Linked DNA regions of Homo sapiens: region 2 is linked to region 1. The links are chromatin loops, found by intact Hi-C in ENCODE. Cell type or tissue: MCF 10A. All regions are shown on one strand. Each heading gives the region's core, and the rest is flanking DNA. Links, peaks and the distances in the headings are about the cores only.

Evidence for each region. Hi-C counts contacts between places; a loop is a spot of excess contacts. Peaks named below come from ENCODE experiments on the same cell type or tissue, not always from the same donor. Only the 100,000 strongest peaks of a DNase experiment are listed, where the experiment ranks them.
Region 2: a loop joins it to region 1, with 4 times the contacts of the local background. A loop is called at or near these places in 2 of 110 quality-filtered maps.

Annotation. Positions count from the first base shown.
Region 1 is chr4:40,920,879-40,928,472 of GRCh38, forward strand. The region is part of intron 10 of APBB2 (amyloid beta precursor protein binding family B member 2); the gene reads right to left. Among named protein-coding and RNA genes, the nearest start is that of NSUN7, 170 kb to the left of the region's middle. RefSeq lists a silencer at 2,954-3,248. In MCF 10A, for the core only: a CTCF peak has its summit at 3,836 (motif pointing left); a DNase peak (open chromatin) is centred at 3,803.
Region 2 is chr4:41,116,654-41,124,247 of GRCh38, forward strand. The region is part of intron 2 of APBB2 (amyloid beta precursor protein binding family B member 2); the gene reads right to left. Among named protein-coding and RNA genes, the nearest start is that of APBB2, 94 kb to the right of the region's middle. In MCF 10A, for the core only: no CTCF peak of the experiment used is centred there; DNase peaks (open chromatin) are centred at 3,768 and 4,018.

The sequences.
Region 1 (7,594 bases), core at 2,615-5,114:
CAAAACAAAAAACAAGGCCAGGGACGGGCTGACCTACACTGAGAGGAAGGGTAGCCCAGCAATGAAAAGCTTGGACTCTGGAACCAGACTGCCTGGGTTCAAATCTCAGCTCTGCCATTTAGCAGTGGAACAGTGATCAAGCCACCGAACCCTCTGTGCCTCGGCTCCCTCAACTCAAAATAAGAGACCCTCACAAGGCTTGTGGGAGAACAGAGCACTGTGAGGCTCGTGGCAGCATTTCCAGAAGTGGTGATAAAACTGAAAGACAGAAAACTGAACTTGTCCATAATGGCCTCACACCACCTTTTTGTATTTGTGCCCATACATGCTAAATGCTCTATGAACATCGGCTAACATAATCATTATTGTACTACGGGGAAGAACACAGGCCTTAGAGCCTGCCTCCTTGGGTTCAAATTTCAGTTCACCCACATAATATATGTGTGATTTTAAGGAAGTTGTTTAGGTTCTCGGAATCCCAGTTTCTTCGTTTGTACAATGGGAATAATAACTTCATCTCCCCTGCATGGTGGTTCTGAGAATCAGACAGATGCATGCAGAGCGACCAGCACACGGCTGGACCTGAAGAAATGTTCATTTCCTTCTCCATCCATCCTCTACTCTTGCCAAATGATGAAGGTCGACACTGGATGCCCATTCATTCCATTGTTTCTAGCTCTCAACCAAAACACGGTGAGATGCATAAGAATATCTGAAGAGAAGAGATGAGCCTGATGTAGCATTTTGCTTTATTTATTTAGTGACACTGGCCCACTGCATTGGTGAAGAGGAGAAAAAAACTAAGTACTTTCTACAAATACGCTCTAGGTTGCAATCTCATCTGAGCTCGTAACTGAAAAAAGCATGGCTCTCAGGAGAAGCACTTTTTGAGAAATCACATGCTTTCGGCTCTGGGTTCCATGTGTCATTTACACGGGTCCATTTTCCAGCTTTGCTAGAGACAAGGGTCGCTTGCAGTTCAACCTGACCATTGGTAATGTGGCTGGGGCAGAAAAGTGGGACCCTGGTGGAGACCTTTCTGCCCCTTCCTGAGCAGCGTGTCTGCCGAGAGAATGAGACCATCATGGATCGAAAGGGACACATATCCTATTGGTGCCAACAACAGAGGGGGAACTAAGCATGTCTGGCTAGAGATCTGGGGTAGGAATGTGTGGATTCAACAACTAAATACACCTTTCATGAAGCGATCATTAGTCTGAGGGTCTCCTAAAGCTAAGTGAAATTATTTATGTGTTAGGGCTTAGTGAACTCATCTAACCGAACTGCTTCAACATGAAGCAACAGAAATCCAACTTGCAGTGCAGTTGCAAGCTACTTCTTCAATTCCAGCAGCACTGTAATTGTCATTCTTAAATGATATTAGCATTGTCTCTGCTGCATTATTTTGTTTCCTTCCCCAGTCTGACTGATCTACTACCCTGCTATGTATGTACTAGCTATTGAATACATACATGCCGAGTGAACAGATGAATCTACTGCAGACTGCTGTTGAGAGCTGCCACTCTTGGTGTCAGTTTAGAGTCTGAAAATGTGGAAGGCTGACTACTGAAATGATTTTCTTATAAGCACGAGTCAGAAGCAGAGGGAGAACTCAGACCTTGATCTTTGTGACTTAGCTATAGGGCCTCACAATTGGATGAGATTTTAAATAGGAATCCTATAAGTGACAAAGTATTGTGGCTTAGCTAGAAATGGCTTGGCATCTGAATTATTTATTTACTTATTTTTTGAGATAGGATCTGGTTCTGTTGGCCAGGCTGGAGTGCAGTGGCGCAATCTCGGCTCTGTGCAACCTCTGCCTCCCAGGCTCAAGTCGTCTTCCCACGTCAGCCTCCTGAGTAGCTGGGACTCCAGGTGTATTCTACCACATCCAGCTAAATTTTGTATTTTTTTTTTTTTTTATAGAAGGGGGCTCACTATGTTGGCCAGGCTGGTCTTGAACTCCTGAGCTCAAAGGATCCACCCCGCTCGGCCTCCCAAAGTGCTGGGATTACAGGCATGAGCCACTGCACCCAGCCAGCATCTGAATTAATCTAATTGTTCTGTAGGAAAAACCATCAGTTCTCCATCAATTTTTTTCTTTTTTTTTTTTTGAGACGGAGTCCCGCTCTTTAGCCCAGGCCGGATTGCAGTGGCACAATCTTGGCTCACTGCAAGCTCCGCCCTCCCAGGTTCACGCCATTCTCCTGCCTCAGCCTCCCGAGTAGCTGGGACTACAGGCGCCCGCCACCGCGCCCGGCTAATTTTTTGTATTTTTAGTAGAGACGGGGTTTCACCGTGTTAGCCAAGATGGTCTCGATCTCCTGACCTTGTGATCCGCCCGCCTCGGCCTCCCAAAGTGCTGGGATTACAGGCGTGAGCCACGGTCGTGCCCAGCCTCTCCATCAATTTTTAAACTGCAAATAAAGCAGAAATGTTTTCATCACTATCTAAATACCAGTATCTGGCATTAAGCTCTCAGGCAGCAAGCCTGAGAGAACAAGTTCTGAGACGTGCTGGCTCTTTTCCAGATGGCCTTGGAATGCCAGCTTCAGGACCCCCAGGTCTCGACCAGCTGGCCTTCCTGGAGCACCCAGACCTGCTGAATGGATGTCCCATGGCTACTCCTGCCCGAGGCTGTTCAGTTCTGTGATTATTCATGGCCCAAAATTCTGTGCCAAGAACCCACCAGGCCAGGTTCACACACCTGCCGCTCTGGTGCCATCAGGATGGCGGCTGCTGCCACCGCGGCTGGCTGGTGCCCATTTCCTCACCTGTTTCCTACCTCATTCCTTCAGGGGAAGAGGGAAGTCTGCCTTTCCTTCATTAGCTTTTCCAGGCATCTGCCCATCAGAGGGCGCAGCTGCCAAGAGTTAGACAACAATGCATCTTGTTTCAACAGCACCCTTCAAAACTCGGGGACTCACACACGGCTGCCAATTCCTCGACCGCTCATTCAGGCAAGTGTAGTGACCAGAAGTTAATAAGGGAAATAACACCGTGCTTCTGCCAGGAACACGGCATTATGCTTGGCCGAGTTGGCAAATAAAGGGAGGAAAACAGTTTTAGAAACACAAAAGCTGTCCTCCGGGATAGGAGGCAAAATGAGCAGCCAAGGCCAATGGCAGTGAGTGTCTGCACCACTCAACGGAAAAGCAGGATGGACAAGGGTCAGGGAGCCTGGCTTCGGGTCCTGCTCTGCCACGACCAGCTGTGCAAGCTTGGGCAGGTTACTTTCTCTGCGCCTTCTGCTTTTCCTAAGGCTGGAATGAGATGATCCTTATTTTCCCCTTGTGAATGCCAACCTAAAAGCCATGCATGAGAGGCTGAATCTCATTCAGCCAGGACTTGATATATCCATCACTGGCTCTGGACCTTGGTTTCGTGATTCAACCATGTTGCTATTTTCTGCCCTGTACTGAAGGCACTAATTTTGAATGACTGAAATGTGGGAATGACATGTTTGGCAGATTGTACCTCCCAAAGATGGCTGCATTAAAACCTCCCGTCCTATGCGCTCCTTGTAACGTGAACTTGCCACGTCTCATCAAGAAGTGGAGTCTGACAACTCTGAACAACAGAATACGGTGGAAGTGACATGCTGCCATTGCCAAGAAGAGCCTTTCCTCACCTGGTGGCTTCACCTTCCTGCTTCTTAGAAGCTGGACACCAGGTAAAAAGTACAACTGCCTACCCAGAGACCACACCATGAGAAGACCAAGCCACATGGAGAGGCCCTGGAGGACGTGAGGAGGAGCACTGAGCCAGGAAGCAGGTTGGAGAAGAAGCCATCTTTGAAGAGGATCCTCCAGCTCCGGCCGCCCCCATGTGGATCAGGCAGGAACTGCACCGCCAAACCCTCCCCAGACTCTGGAACCCACTAAATCCTGAGCAAAATAAATAATTGTTTTAAGCTACGAAGTTTTGGTGCAGTTTGCTACATAGCACGCAGGAACAGATAACAGAAACAATGTTATCCACAGTATTGGGCAAATACAGATGGACCTCATCTTAACAGATCTGTTCCTAAAAGCATTTGCTGAAAATGAACACAAATTTACATATCAAATCATTTTCAAAGCTTCCACACTTACATTTTTTGAAAAGTATGGTGGCGGGGGGAGAGGGAATCACTAACTCCAGTGACAATTCAAATATACTTATTAGCTAAGGTATCGTCTCCTTCTGGGAAACCACCCGAGCCACCCCTTTCAACCAGCCATGGAATATGCCCCCGGAACAACCCCCATTCGTGACTCAGTAGCTCAGCTCCTGGTACAGTGCATTGAATTTGCTTGTTTCTTCTCCATTACTTGAAGGCAGGGGCCATATCCATTCCTTCTGGTAGTAGGAACAGTATAATGGCGAATGCATAAAGAATGCTTATTATGTGCTAAGGACTGTTCCAAGACCTTTACATGTATATTTATAGTGTTTATAGTATGTCAATTCAATGTTTATAACAGCCATGTGAGGTTGGCTCCATCATTACCCTCATTTTGCAGATGAAGAAACTGAGGCACAGAGGGGGTAGGTAACTTGCCCAAGGTCATCCAGCTGGTAAGCAGCAGAGCCTGGCTTTAAACCCGGGCAGTCTGGGTCCAGAGTCCATGCTCTTAACCACACCATACATTAAGTATGTATGCTCCTTTCGCACTTAGCATTCAATAAACGTCTCTGACTCAATGAATGAATCAACAGTGCAAATCAAACCCAAACTTCCACACAGATCAGGATTTCTGAAAGAAACCTGTACCACGTGAATAAAAATCAATTATAAGAACTACATGCAGCTGTAACATCCCATATAAATGCTAAGTAATGACAATGAATTTGCTACACAGACCAGAAATAAATCTGAATGAGAAAAGGTACTTCCCTACTACTTCCTGCTTATCTATTAGTGCTAATCTAGTCAGTAGCTGCTAATATAATTACTTCATGAAAATCTATGCTAATAGGAACCAAGGGAGGGCACAGATAAATAAAGCTCACAGATGAATATTGGAATCTCATGTCCATTCGCCATTCAGTTCAGAAAGCTCCGTCAAACCTACTACCCGATGGTTTGTTTCATCTCCTTCCTCTTCCTCTCCATCTGAGGTAAGTTATAACAAAAGAGTAAGGAGGCACACAAAGCTTTCACAAAATCCAGTGCCAATAAAAAAAGTTCCTGAGCAGCTGCGAACTGGTTGCAAATGGCCATAAAAGAACTAGAAGATACTGCATAGAAAGACTATGTCTACTTCGCTGCAGAAGCTGCACAAAATTGGTGCCTTCTTTTTATCATGTTTCCAACTGTATAATGTTATTACTCTGTGTTGTTTGTAGACTGGCAGTATTGGTATCACCTGCAAACTTAACAGAAATGCAATTTCATGTCCCACCCCAGAGCAAATGAATCAGAATTTGCCCACAGGTACAGTAACGTGTGAAAAGCACCGCAAAGGATTGGACCACAAGTCTGGATGAGGGTGAGAAGGAGTCTGTCCTCAAGCACTGACCTTCCAATTCCTTCACCCATTCCCACCTCCAACAACTCTGCTACTCCAATCCCAAATTGCCAAAATGATTTTTTTTTTTTTGAGATGGAGTCTTGCTCTGTTGCCCAGGCTGGCATGCGGTGGCGCGATCTTGGTTCACTGCAACCTCTGCCTCCGCCTGCCAGGGTCAAGCAATTCTCCTGCCTCAGCCTCCCAAGCAGCTGGGATGACAGGCATGTGCCACCACGCCCAGCTAATTTTTGTGTCTTTAGTAGGTACAAGAGTTCCGTCATGTTGGCCAGGCTAGTCTCGAAATCTTGACCTCAGGTGATCCGCCACGCCTGGCCCCAAAATGATCTTAAAGCTGAGAGAAGCGATAACTGGGAACAGGTGGGCGTGACACTTTCCTGGCCTTTGGAATCAAATGCATCTGTGTTTGAGTCCCTGTTCCATTAGTTACTAGCTGTGTGATAAATTGACGTCTTCTAAGCATCGGTTTCTTATCTACAATATGGAAACATAACTATAATGCCTTGTTTTTGCAGGAAAATTGCACGTAAGTGCCTGGCAGAGGGGAGGGCACACACACAGTGAGTGTTCAGGAAAGAAGAGCCAGCCCTGGTTCATGGCGCTCTCTCTTTCCTTCTCCAGACTTAAATACAGATCAGACTATTTCATCTCCAGATGCCACAGATCAGGGCTACTACATTTCATTTGAAATCTGAAATTTTCTCAGAACCTGAAATGACTTCTAATTTGATGACACATTCATTTGAAAGATGAGGACGCTGAAACCCAGAAAATTTAATCTCTGGGGCAGCACAATCTTCCTTACCCGTTTCCTTAATTATGTGTTTCAAAGAACAAGGTTCTAAAAACAGTACCAAAAACCTCTCCTGACAAATATATTGAAAATGACGTGTTATACACTGAGACAGAGACAGCAGGATGGAGCGGTCAGAGGCCCAGAAGACCCATCTTCAAATGCCATCTCCACCAAGAACTAGTTGTTATCACAAATAACTCTATGACTCATTTTTCTCACCTCTAAAATAAAGGCCCATTAGATGGGCTCTAATGTTACTTCCAAGCAAAAGAAATTCTGATTCCAGATGAAATGTTGCCCCTCTTTTTTTTAGAGACAGGGTCTCACTCTGTCACCCAGGCTGAAGTGCAGTGGCCGATCATGGCTCACTGTAGCCTCGACCTCCTTGGGCTCGAGTGATCTTCCCACCTCAGCCTCCCGAGTAGCTGGGACTACAGACGCATGCCACCACGTTAGGCTAATATTTGCATTTTTTGTAGAGACAGGGTTTCACCATGTTGCCCAGGCTGGTCTCGAACTCCTGGGCTCAAGAGATCTGCCTGCCTGAGCCTCCCTAGGTGCTGGGATTACTTAAAGCATGAGCCACCGCGCCCAGCCCCTCTTCTTTAAAGATGTAATTTTCAATATTGTCCACCAGGTGGCAGAACATCTCCTTTACAGAAGTCTGAGCGGAGTTACACAAAGGACAGAAAAGAACTCTGACAAAACGGTATATATATTTCAAAGCATTAAGTTTTCTACAATTTGATTGTAACTGGTTTTTATTTGAATGTTAATCAAGAATTTGGTCAGCCATGTGCCACGGGAAAAGGGCTAAATTCCAAATCTAAGATATTAAAGTAACATGAGCACAGCGGGTGATGGGGATTGAGAAGTGCAAGCTACCTGGCCGCCTAAAACGTGCCAAGGAGTTGTCTTCTTAACAAATGCGGCCTGAAGGGCAATCATCTACAAAAGCCTTGGATATAGAAAGTTTTAAAACATTTTCCATGGAAAAGTGGCGTAAAATAGAAAAAGAACTGACTGAAGAAAATGTCTAAGATTACAGAAGCAGATAGTTCTGAAGTTAAGGGGACTGGGCGCAGTGGCTCATGCCTGTAATCCCAGCACTTTGGGAGGCCGAGGCAGTGGGATCGCCTGAGGTCAGGAGTTCAAGACCAGCATGACCAACATGATGAAACAACATCTCTACTAAAGAAAACACACACACACACACACACACACACACACACACACACACAATCAGCCAGGTGTGTTGACACATGCCTGTAATCCCAGCTACTTG
Region 2 (7,594 bases), core at 2,876-5,375, 200 kb after region 1:
TATAATTAATTTTTAATGATTTGGCAAAAAATAATATGTATTGATTTCTATACAGAAAGCAAATAATGTTAATAATTGTATAAATGAGGGGGGTTATATGGGTGTTCATTGTACTGTTCTTTTTTCTATACTTGAAAACTTTTAGAAAAGCTGAAATATATATCTGTCAAAAGCATTTATGGCCTTACACCTTTCTCTCTCTCGTCGTGTTGTCTTGCCAAATTAAATTATAGTCCACTTACATTGGGTGATTTTCTTTCCTCCAAAAGACATTCTCACACGTTCCCACCTCTGTCGCTTTGTGAGATACAGTCTCTCAACCTGGTGTTTTATTCTCCCATCACTGTCCCTCAGTTAAGAACAGACCCATTCTTTTGGGTCCATCACAAATGTTGCCCTCTCTAGGAAAGCTTTCCTAACCCCCCATCCCAACTTTAGGCGATCCCCTCTTTTCTGACTCTCAGTGACACTCTGCAGCTCACATCACAGGTATCACATTCTGTCCTGCATGGTCTTTAAGAAGATATTTACTAAGAGTTTCTCATGGGTGAGGCCAGAGTCTGGAAACTCTCATATGTGTTCTTTCATTTAATCCCTACCTCAATGAGGTAGGAATTATTATTGTTGTTATTATTATTATTATTTTTTTTTTTTTTTGAGATGGAGTCTCACTCTGTCACCCAGGCTGGAGTGCAGTGGCGCAATCTCAGCTCACTGCAACCTCCACCTCCCAGGTTCAAGCAATTCTCCTGCCTCAGCCTCTCGAATAGCTGGGATTACAGGTGCCCACCACCACGCCCAGCTAATTTTTGTATTTTTGATAAAGATGGGGTTTCACCATCTTGGCCAGGCTGGTCTTCAACTCCTGACCTTGTGATCCACCCGCCTTGGCCTCCCAAAGTGCTGGGATTACAGGCGTGAGGCACCACGCCTGGCCTAGGAATTATTATCATCTTCTTTTCACAGGTGAGAAAACAGGTTGAGAGGATGGGTGACTTGCCCAAGTCATAGGATTGGTGGATGGTAGGGCCAGGGTTCATTCCCACTCAGCCCCATCTGCTTCCAAATTCCTAAGCGCTAGTGTGGTGTCATTTGCACCATGGCTTGATCCTTCCCTACTCTATTATACCAACTCAAGGGCAGGCAGAGCATCTTTATTTCAACAACATCTGTGCAAAGTCACTATGTGTCAGGCAACTGTTCTACATGATGGGATAAAGTGGCAAATGAAAAAGGACAGTATTTGACTCAGGTCAAAACTAAGGAAATCTAGCTGAGGGCAGTGGCTCATATCTGTAATCCCAGCACTTTGAGAAGCTAAGTGGGGAGAGACTCACATGAGCCCTGGAGTTCAAGACCAGCCTGGGCAACACGGAGAAACTGTATCTACAAAACAAAACAAAAAAAAAAATTAGCCAGGAGCAGTGGGGCATACCTGTGGTCCCAGCTATTCAGGAGGCTGAGGAAGGAAGATCAGTTGAGCCTGGGAGATCAAGGCTGCAGTGAGCCATGATTGTACCACGCACTCCAGCCTGGGTGATGGAGCAAGATCCTATCAAAACAAAAAACAAAAAACAAAAACAAAAAACCCTAAGGAAATCTGATCTAATTAGCCACTAGTCGTGGATTTGAATGAGCTGACATGGAGCCAGGCCTTGAAGGATCTTGAGGAACAGAGTCACTAGTCGTGGATTTGAATGAGTTCTGTGTCTTGACTTCAATTTCTAAGCCTCCGTTTTCCTCATCTATAAAATGATGATGATACCTTTACCACCCATATCATGGTATTTTTATGAGGCTAAATTACAGCATGCAACACAAACCGTCAAATACCCGAATGCTGTTAATTATTGTCATTAATATTATCAAATGGCATCTATTAAATATTTATGTGTCTGTGACGCTTGTTATCACATCTGTAGTTTTCCAGGAGTTTGATCTAAAAAAAGAGTTACTATCACTGATGGTGATTTATTAGGCCAGCTTCATATAGGAAGGTTTTTATATGTGGTACTTTTTATATGTGCTGAATAAATCTGATAGCCTTTAGTTAATAAAAACGTATCAATATAGCTTAATTATAACAAGCATACCATATTAAGATACAAAAAAAGAGAAAGGGAGGTGAGGGAGTATTGAGATACCCTGTACTATCTGCTCAGTTTTCCTGTAAATCTAAAAATGCTTTAAAAAAAATTAAGACTGGCCGGGCGCGGTGGCTCACGCCTGTAATTCTAGCACTTTGGCAGGCTGAAGCAGGCAAAATGATTAAGCTCAGGAGTTCAAGACTGGCCTTGGCAATACAGCGAAACCCCAACTCTACAAAAATACAAAAATTAGCCAGGCGTTGTAGTGCGCACCTGTGGCCCCAGCTACTCAGGAGGAGGGGGCAGGAAGATGGTTTGAGCCCTGGAGGTTGAGGCTGCGGCAAACCGAGATCATGCCACTGCACTCCAGCCTGGGTGACAGAGTGAGGCCTGTCTCAAAAATAATTGATTTTTTTTTTTTAAGAGCATGAACATGAGGTCAATTTTCTTGACTGGCTTATAAACTACCTCTTAAACTAATTCCAAAGAAGTGTAGTCCTATCGTCTTTAACAAAGAAGGTGGCACTGAAACGTGTGAATGGGGCCGACTGGGGGAGTGAGTTTGAACTAGGATCTCTAGCTAAATGTGTGGCACGTGTTTTTTAAACTTAATCTCATGCATTTATATTCCTCCTTTTATACAACACTAACATGTTTCGGGCTCCAAGTTCTCCAGCTTAATTCACTACATTTTAATTAACATACCCAGGAAGGAATTTACCACACCTCCTACTCCTCTAACAAGTAAAGTAAGTCCCAGAAAGGCTCTAGGAAGTTCCATTAAAAAAAAAAAAAAAAAAAAGTTGGCAATTTTTTTTTCCTTAAAAATCGCAGTCCCAATTCCCAAGTTCTATAGACAATCTTAAACCCAGAACTTCAAGCGTCTGTCTGTACATTAACATACTCCACCATACTATATCCGATTCCTGCCTAAAGAAGGGAGCTCAGCCTTTCACATACCCTGTCCAGAGACTCCTCTCAACTGTAACAAGAGACTCCACACTGCATTTGTGAGATCTGCACATATAAAAAGTCTACCACATATAAAAACCTTCCTATGTGGAGCTGGCCTAAGAAATCACCATCAGTGGCAGCAACTGTGTTTTTTAGATCAAACTCCTGGAAAACTACAAATGTGATAACAAGCATCAAAAATAAATATTTAACAGATGCCATTTGATAATATTCATGACAATAATAAGTAACAGCATTCGGGTATTTTATGGTTTGTGTTCCATGCTGTAATTTAGCCTCATAAAAATACCGTGATATGGGTGGTAAAGATGTCATCACCATTATATAGATGAGGAAAACGGAGGCTTACGAGTTGAAGTCAAGACACAGAACTCATTCAAATCCACGACTAGTGACTCTGTTCCTCAGGATCCTTCAAGGCCTGGCTCCATGCCAGCTGTGTTTTCACTCTCTCCACCAGAAAGACAGGATCCCTCTCATTTTTTAATAATTTTCCACAGTCCTCTTGTCATCCATGGAGGTTCTCTCTTTCTCTGCAGGCCACCTATCTGTTCATGCCTCCAATCTCCTGAGCAGAATTATATAAACCGACTCAGGCCTAGGACCTGGCTCACTCACCCAGGTCCCGCTGTGTTAACAAAGTGCCTTTGCATGCAGTGGAAGCTCCTCAACCCCAAAGGCCCCACAACCACGTGACTGATCCTGTGCTGCAAAACCGACACATGAGCAAAAGCCAAGGAACAAAAACAGACCTCGTTCCAGTGCTTCAAAACTTACGGGAAATTCAAGGTGACTTATTTTCCTTGACCTTAAAATAATGTTTAAGTTTTATAACATGGCTGATAATCATAAATGGAAAAGGGAGTTTTCTTTTCCCCTGGGGCCCTGAGCCAGCCCTCCAATTTGGGGCCAAGATTGTTGAGAAAATGTGCCACGATACTTAATTTTTGGCCAGATTCCAGAAAAAGTAGGGGAGAAAAATGAGTTTCACCATCCGTACAGCTTGGGCTGCTTTCACAGGCACCGCGCTCTTGCAAAATACAGCCTAAAATTGACTTCTGCATATTTCTCTTTGCCAAGTTGACCATTTTGTTAGTAGAACCTTTGATTCTCAGAACCTAAATCAAGTGAAAAGTCAAATATTTTTAAAAGATCAAATTATCTAAAAACTTCAGCTCTGCCTCAGTACAAAATATAAAGCTCCTGGCTTTATATACACAGATAGTGACTAATTCAGGGTGTTAACTTCTTGTACCTGAAAGAAAATGGAAGGCTTCCAAAGTACTGGGATATCACAGAAGCTGCTGAAAGAAGCAGTTTACTGAATGGTACTTCTGTGTCTTCACAGTTTTAACATGCTCAACGGTGGAAAACGAAAACTGTTTGAAGTGGCTAAAATTCAATGCTTGCTTTGTTTGTAACCAGAATAGCCAAAACTGAATATAGTTCCCCAAGATTTTTAATGTCCTGCTTACTGTATTTTTCCTTCTGCAGCCAATTAGAAATGATACTTTTAAAAAATAAAATGTTTAACTCTAGCATCAGTAACATACGTGCTTTGAATTTTTATCAGGAATGGAAAATGGAATGCGTAGAGCTACCCACATGTTCCTTGTCTTGCAAATATTATAGCATCAAATACCACAAAAATAATGAGAAATGTCCTCAAATTTCACAATTAATAAATAGTTCCTCTGTCCTGGTCAGAAAAGCAATGGAAGAATACCAGAGGGTACTTGGGAGCGTGCGTGTGTACACGCTCATGCGTGCGCATCTGTGGTGTGGCTGGTGGTGGGAGTGAGGGAAAGCGACAGAGTTGGGATGCAGCTAAGACTCCTGAGGTGTCCCCTAGGATGGAAATCCTCCACCTGCCCTCTACTCTGCCACCGTGTTGTGTGTTCTGGGAAGCTGACCCATTTAACAACAGGCTGTCTTGCCCACTGGCTCCCATTTTGGTTCAGCCAAATCCTTTCCCACCATATTCCCTGGGTCCTGTCAGGTGGCTCTCTATATAGGGTCCCCTGGAAACTGCTTCCTCCCTCACCCCTCAGGCCTAGGAGTGGGAGGAGCTTGGCTATTACTAGCCCCCGGATGCAGCCACGTCTTTGTGGCTCCTATATACCCTGTCCCCAATATTTTTTATGGCAACATTTTTAATATATGGCTTCCTTTTTTGGTTGTGTGTGTGTGTGTGTATGTGTGTATGTGTGTGTGTATGTGTGTGTGTCTGAAACAGTGTCTCACACTGTCACCAAAGCTGGAGTGCAGTGGCCCCATCTCGACTCACTGTAGCCTTGACTTCCCGAGCTCAAGCAATCCCTGACCTCAGCCTCCTAAGTAGTGGAACTACAGGGCACACCACCAGGCTTGACTAATTTTGTTTATTTTTTGTACAGACAGGAGTCTTACTAAGTTGCCCAGGCTGGTCTCAAACTCCTGGGCTCAAGCAATCCTCCTGCCTTGGCCACCCAAAGTGCAAAGATTACCAGTGTGAGCCACCACACCTGCTTGTTTTTAATATATGTTAATCAACAAGTACAATGACACTTGAGGACAGTACAAGTATCTTCACTGTTCTGACTGGGGTCTGTACAATAGTTTTCCTCCACAATAGAAGCTGACTTTTTTTGAAAATTTTTTATATAATTTAATGAAACAATTTGGTCTCCCTACCTTCTTCCCCTCTGTTCTTCAATCCATTCTAAACAACACTAGCAGATTAATTGTCCTGAAGCACCAAGGTAGGAGTGGCATTCCCTCCACACTAGAGTCCATTGTCTTCCCATTACCTACCATATGCCACCTGTTTTCTTATGGGACCTGGACTGATATGGATACCTGAAGCTTTGAACACTCCCCTAAGAAGATCCTGGCCTGTAATTCCTATTGTTTTGATCCTACTTTTATAACACTCTTAAAGCTAACTGTTGTGGCTGGTGAACTGAAAGGGTTTTTCTTTCTTTTAATCCACAAAATGCCATTATCTGCAATAAACCACAAGGCAGAGGATATATCTTGTAATTTCAGTGATTTTTTTAAAAAACATTACCAGATCAAGTTAGTTCTTTGCTCAAAGCCTTTTCGTCTCTCCCAGAATTAAAAATGTTTTAAGTCCTTATTCTGCCCTGCCGTGCCATGCCCTCCGAAACCTGTCCCTCGCCCCACCAATATTTTTCTGTCCTCACCTCTGCCCTGGCCTCCAGAACAGCATTCCCATTCTTCAAACACGCCGCACTGGCTCCACCTGGGGGCCTATGCCCCTGCAGTTCCCTCCACCTGGAATGCCACCTCCTGAGTCTTCATGTCACAAATTCCTACTCACCTGATTCTTGTGGCCAAAAGCCTTGGCCCAGCACCACATCTCCAGCAGCCCTCTCTTGCCCCAGCTCTCTCTCTCTCTCTCTCCCCCTTTGTCTTTTCTTCCTGGTGCTTCTTCCCCCCAGTGCTTACGATCCATCTCCTCCTATGAGAATGTAGGGTCCCCAAGGAGGGGCTTTTGTTAGGCTCACCATTCATCGTCACTGGCTGAACAGTGGCAAGCAGACAGCCGGCACTCACTAAATATTTGTTGAATAAATGAATGATTCGGTCGGTCAGAGAGGGAAAAGAAAGAACAGCTGGTCCACTTTCTTAATGGTTGTGGCTCAATTTCCAGTGACCAAGGAGATGCTCAGTGGTTATCTTTTGCAGATTACATTGAAGGGATTCTGTTTCTATTAAAAGATGAGCTTATGGAATAACCTGCCATCCAACATGAGGATATTCCACCCTGCATGTCAAAACCAGCACACTGCACAGTAAACAATCAAAAATATGATCAAATGTAAATTCAGAGGCTGAGTGTGGTGGCTCACACCTGTAATCCCAGCACTTTGGGAGGCCAAGGCAGGTGAGGTCAGGAGTTTGTGACCAGCCTGGTCAACATGGTGAAACTCCATCTCTACTAAAAATACAAAAATTAGCTGGGTATGGTGGCATGCGCCTGCAGTACCAGCTACTCAGGAGGCTGAGGCAGGAGAATTGCTTGAAGTTGGAAGGCGGAGGTTGCAGTGAGCCGAGATGGCACCACTGCACTCCAGCCTGGGCGACAGCAAGACTCTGTCTCACAAAAAAAAACCAAAAAACAAAACAAAACAAAAAAAAACCACAAGTAAATTTAAACGATTGCTTAAACTAGCAGGGAAGGGCAGAGATATCTGTAAAGGACCAGACAGTAAATAACTGAACACTGTGTGGACTAGAGTCTCTGTGACAATACTCAACTCTGCTGCTGTACCATGAAAGTTGCTTTTCATGGCCATCCAGAAAGCTGTGCTGCCTCAGCAGGAAGAAGCTTGCCCACAGAGCTTTGATATACAGTGCGGAATATCCTCATACATAGATGAACACAGCTGTGTTCCAATAAAACTTTATTATAAACAATGAAATACAAATTTCTATAATTTTCAGCTGTCACAAAATTCTTCTCCTACTTTTGACTTTTCTTCAAGCATTTATTTTATTTTATTTATTTTATTTTTTGAGACAAAGTC